Regions from separate parts of the Homo sapiens genome. Here region 2 is linked to region 1. Evidence: chromatin contacts called from ENCODE Hi-C or POLR2A ChIA-PET data. All regions are on one chromosome and are shown on one strand. The core of a region is the stretch at or near the end of the contact, and the rest is flanking DNA. Distances in the headings are between cores, read along the strand shown. Region 1 overlaps ZNF532 (zinc finger protein 532). Region 2 has its middle 82 kb from the start of SEC11C.

Region 1 (2,538 bases), core at 16-2,515:
CCCAGTTGTTATGCGTGTCTTTCTCCTCTCTGGTCCGAGATCTTATCTGGGTGTACATTTTGGATTTACTTGTGCTGCCTTATCAGTGTCCTTCCGTCTGAAGCAGTTGCTCAGTGTCCCCTGTTCTCATGTCTTTGGCCGTCCAAAAGGGGACCCAGGCCTCTCCTGTGGCTGACCCTCACTTGGTCTGTCACTGCACTGTCATTGCTGGACTCAGGCATGTGCTCTTGGTGGCAATGCCTGGGCCGTGATGCCATGCTTTTCTCAAAGGATCACTCTGGGGGCAAGGGCGACATCCACCTGTCTTACAAGGTAGTGGTGATGCCACCCTTCATCATCGAGGCGAGGCAGTTTCTCCATTATAAAGTCACCATTTTCCCTTTTATATCTGTTAGTATTTTGTGGGGAGGGATTCTAATATTACACCAACAACCTGCTCAGCCTCCTCAGAATGATAGCTACGTAAATAGATGGTCTCCTGTTTTACACTTCCTGTTGTTAAGACAGCACGTCCAAACAACAGAATCCCTCCCCAAAGGAATGTAGCATGAACAAAATGAGCTGTGGCATAGCTGTGAAATAGTGATTTCTCAAAATGTGAAAATTGAGTTCTCAGCAATTTCTTAGCCTAGCTAGTAAATCTCAGTTCTTTTCTTGAGGCTATCCTTATTTATTTATTTATTTTTTTTTTTTTTTGAGACGGAGTCTCCCTCTGTCACCAGGCTAGAGTGCAGCAGCGTGGTCTCAGCTCACTGTAACCTCTGCCTCCTGGGTTCAAGCGATTCCCCTGCCTCAGCCTGCCAAGTAGCTGGGACTACAGGTGCACGCCACCATGCCCTGCTAATTCTTTTTTGTATTTTAGTAGAGACGGGGTTTGACCATGTTGGCCAGGTTGGTCTCAATCTCCTGACCTTGTGATCCGCCTGCCTCGGCCTCCCAAAATTCTGGGATTACAGATGTGAGCCACTGCGCCCGGCCAAGTCTATCCTTTTTAAAACAATTGTCCTATGCCAATTACAGAAAAAACAGGAAGTAGAGACAAACAAAGCAATAAAAATACATATACTATCATCCAGCAGAGATGCTGACAATCCTATGCCTTCTCTTTCTTTTCTATGCCCTTTAAAAAATGTGATCATACCATACATTCTATCTTGTTATCTTCTGTTTTAATTTGCATGAAAATCTTTCCATGCCATTGGTATAGGTCTGTGACATCATTTTAAAAAATCTTCATATAGTTTTTTTTTTTTTTTTTTTGAGACACAGTCTTGCTCTGTTGCCCAGGCTGGCGTACAGTGGCGTGATCTCAGCTCACTGCAACCTCTGCCTCCTGGGCCCAAGCGATTCTTGTGCCTCAGCCACCTGTAGCTCCCACACCCAGCTAATTTTTTGTATTTTTAGTAGAGATAGGGTTTCGCCCTGTTGCCCAAGCTAGTCTCAAACCCCTGAGCTCAGGCAATCCACCTGCCTCAGCTTCCCAAAGTGCTGGGATTACAGGCATGAGCCACCATGCTGGCCTAGTTTTCTATTTAACCACTTATTTATACTCTTGGACATTTGGGCCGTTCACAACACTAAGCAGTTTCAAACAGGGAGGAAGTGAACATCTTTGTCACACCTGCTACGGTTAATGATGACAAATGATTAGTATACAACATTGTGCTGCATTGTACGGCCCCGAAAACCTTGTCTGCTTCTCAACACCCCCTCCCCCAAGGGTACTTGTGCTCTGCAGTAAAGTAACTAACATCTCAAGACCTTGTAAAAACAGGCCAATCCAGTTAAACTTATAAATCTTACGGGGAAAAAGAGAAAAAAGTTACATCTGTAACTTTGGACAGAGAATTGCACAGTGAGGTTTGAAGCTACATGGGAAGTCCTCTCTCAGGGCCCTGAGAGAGGGAAGGCAGGTGGTTTTAGGAGGCATTCCGTTCTTCAACTTTGCCGTAGGAATGCCAGGTAAAACCTCAACTTCTCTCTTTTCATTTCTGACCCTCACATCCAGTCAGCTTTTCTCTGACCTTTTCCTAAGCGGCTCCTTAGAATTCTTTGTGCCCATTCTCACAGTTCTCCAGAGGAAATACAGATGCCCATAGGCCCTCTCCTATGTGCCAGGGTGACCCAGAGCAGTGACTAAAAAATGGTGACCTGCTGCCATCAGAGCTGTTCTCAAATGACCGAACACACATCCATTGGAGGCAGAGGCCGGCAGCAGGGTAGACGCAGCCCTTTACCCTCTCAAGACATCTCGTGCCCTCGTTTCAGTAGAGAGTGTGGATGGGCAGGAGGGATTATGTTCAGAAGGTTCAGGTCTGCTGAATTCATTTGAGGAGGCTGCTTGTTAGTAACATATTAGTCATGGAAATAGTTTGTAGGAGACAAGTGAATATTTTAAGTCATTTAAAGCGTAAGAAACATTCAAGCATTGTTGAAATAACAGTGGTATCGATTTTATTTTCTGTTTCTTGATTTTACTGTATATTTGTTTACTGGTGTAGGGCTTCCTGTGTTAAGAACAGGTATAGAAATATTGAC
Region 2 (2,538 bases), core at 12-2,511, 110 kb after region 1:
CTACACCCACGTGAACTACCTGCACCCGGACATTTGTCTCAGGCTCTGCTCCTCAGTTGAAGGCGTGCCTGGTTCCCCCTCTGCATTAGTCCGTTTTCACATGCTATAAAGAACTACCTGAGACTGGGTAATTTATAAAGAAAAGAGGTTTAATTGACTCATGGTTCTGCAGGCTGTGCAGGCTTCTGCTTCTGGGAAGGCCTCAGGAAACTTACAATCAGGGCAGATGGGGAACCAGGCACATCTTAATATGGTGGGAGCAGGAGGAAGAGAGCAAAGCGGGGAGGTGCTACACACTTTTAAACAGCCAGATCTCATGAGAATTCACTCACTATCACAAGAACAGCAAGGGGGAAATCCATCCCCACGATCCAGTCACCTCCTATCAGGCCCCACTTCAACACTGGGGATTACAATTCCACATGAGATATGGGCAGGGACAAAGATCCAAACCATACCATCCTCCTTCTCGATCCTCTCTCCCCTGTGCTTGGAGTGGGTCCACCCCGTGTCCCACCCTGCCTTTGACAGTCCTCTCTCCCAAATCAACCACCACTTGTATCCATATCGGGTTTCATAGATGACAAGGGACGTTCCCAGGCATGGACTCCTTTTGAGCTGCATAGTAAGCCTCAGGGTGGGCAGGCGAGGATGCGATTACTGTTCCTGTCTAGACCAGGAAACTCAAGCTCAAGGCCCTGCCCGGTGTGGCACAACTAATGGATGGTCAAGACCGAGGCTGCCTCAGGTCCTCCAGCCCCAGCCCCGCTCTCCCTGCCACTCATCAGCCTCTCAAAAGCAGGGCCTCTCAAAAGCAGGAAGTACCTCTGATGGTCAGGATTTCCAGCCTTTCGTGCCATAGGAAGCGCATGTGTGGGGCAAGAAACTGAAGGGCACTCCTCTCCGTATCCTCTCTTCTTTGCAGGAGTACACAGATCCTCATCCTCCTTGGGGCCATGCTGTTCTTGGCATCTTTCACAGCCACTGCTCTGATCACCTTGGCATATAAACTTCCTGTCGTGGCTCCATCAGAAACCAGGTAATGCGGTTCCCCAGCCTGCCCCTTTCTGGCCAGGACTTCCCGGGGAGGGCTGCTGAATGCCAGGCTGTTCACCCTGTGCCCTTTGGTTCATGGAAAAAGTGGGTATGAAACTTTTGGTCTGGATGGGAAAGCTGATTGCCTTCTTGCTTCCAAACTTCTGAACCTTTCAACCTGCACTGGTAGGTCCTCTCTGAACTCAACGTTGCCCATTGAAACGCTTCCCAGAGGAAGGAGCGCCCCCATGTGGCTGTACTGTGTTTCTCCTCCAGCAGCCAATTGCTGCTTGGTGGCTCTGTTGGATGGAGAGACTGAACCTACCTCTTCAAGGTCACACAACTAGTAGGTGGCACAGGTGTGATTTGAACTTAGAAGCCAATCCACAGTGCTATTTCCCCTCCCCAATGAGGCATGTATGACACTTACACAGGAAAAACTGTTATGATTACCTGCTAATCTTCTCTCAATGCAGTGACACAAATGAAAATCAGATTATGTCAGTCATCTGCTTGAATTCCTCCAGTGGCCTCATTGGTCACCCTCCTACCTGCTGACACTGGACCAGCCACACCAACTCATCTCAACGCACCAAGCACGCTCCCCGAACCCCCTTCCCCACCCTCCCCAACCCGGGGCCTTAGCACTTGCTTTTGAGCCTGAATTACTCTTCTGTTAAAATCTAAGATCTTGGCAGGGCTTTCTCCTTCACATCTTTCAGGTGTCTGTGCAAATGTCACCTTCTCAGAGCAGCCTTTGCCGATCTTCCAAAATAAAATGGCCAGAACCGTTCCTGGTATGTGAGTGTTCCATGTGAATCTGTGAGTGGGTGGCATATGAGAATAAATGAATGAATTGGTGACAACATCCCAAGCCTCCTGACCAGGAGACTATCATGCCCTTCCCATATCATGGCATGGTGAAGTGATTGAGGAGGAGGCTCACTCATGTCCAGCCCAGCGGTTTTCAACCCTGGCCACATATTAGAGTCACTTGGGAGCTTCTAAATCTACTGATGCTTTCATCCCCACCCACCTCCGAACAATTGAATCAGAATCTCTGGGCATGGGGCCCAGGCAGCGGACTTTTGTAAGCATTCCCAGGGTGCTTACAAATTCTAATTTGCAGAATAAATTCTTATGTGCAGCCACAGTTGAAGAACCATACGTCTAGTCCTCAAACACCTTCCCTTCCTCCAGTGGTCCCTGCATGGGCAGCTAGGGGCTGAGAGTGCGTCTAGCTTCAGTGGGGAATGGTGATAATTTTAACGGTGATAAATTTAAAGCAGGGGTTCTCAATCTGCCTTTGGGAAACTCAGGAGAGTTTTAAAATTTCTAGTCCCTGAGTCCATGTGCAGAGATGATGATTCCCTGGGCTTGGGTATAACCTGGATGCCTCCCGTGAATGGCACTGTTTAGGCAAAGCTTCTCAGCCTTGAGGGGGTATCAGGGTCACCTGGAGGGCTTCTTAACACACAGATGGTTGAGCCCACTGCCAGTAGG

The links. Hi-C counts contacts between places; a loop is a spot of excess contacts on that map. ChIA-PET counts read pairs that join two places held with the same protein, here RNA polymerase II (POLR2A). Pooled maps may share reads with other maps.
Region 2: a map of A673 shows a loop between it and region 1 (4-fold over the local background). The contact joins two enhancer-like sites. A Hi-C loop is called at or near these places in 6 of 168 maps with a recorded cell type or tissue (A673, Calu3, OCI-LY7 and 3 more), 5 of 37 single-sample maps with no recorded cell type and 6 of 50 pooled maps. POLR2A ChIA-PET finds 5 or more read pairs at or near these places in 7 of 52 experiments (PC-9, Panc1, WTC11 and 4 more).

The regions. Positions count from the first base shown.
Region 1 is chr18:58,945,051-58,947,588 of GRCh38, forward strand. The region is part of intron 5 of ZNF532 (zinc finger protein 532); the gene reads left to right. Among named protein-coding and RNA genes, the nearest start is that of ZNF532, 81 kb to the left of the region's middle. Within about 2 kb of position 1,266, at least 3 of the 41 ENCODE cell types and tissues checked have a DNase peak (open chromatin) inside an H3K27ac peak, as active enhancers do.
Region 2 is chr18:59,056,115-59,058,652 of GRCh38, forward strand. It overlaps the pseudogene OACYLP. Among named protein-coding and RNA genes, the nearest start is that of SEC11C, 82 kb to the right of the region's middle. Within about 2 kb of position 1,262, at least 5 of the 41 ENCODE cell types and tissues checked have a DNase peak (open chromatin) inside an H3K27ac peak, as active enhancers do.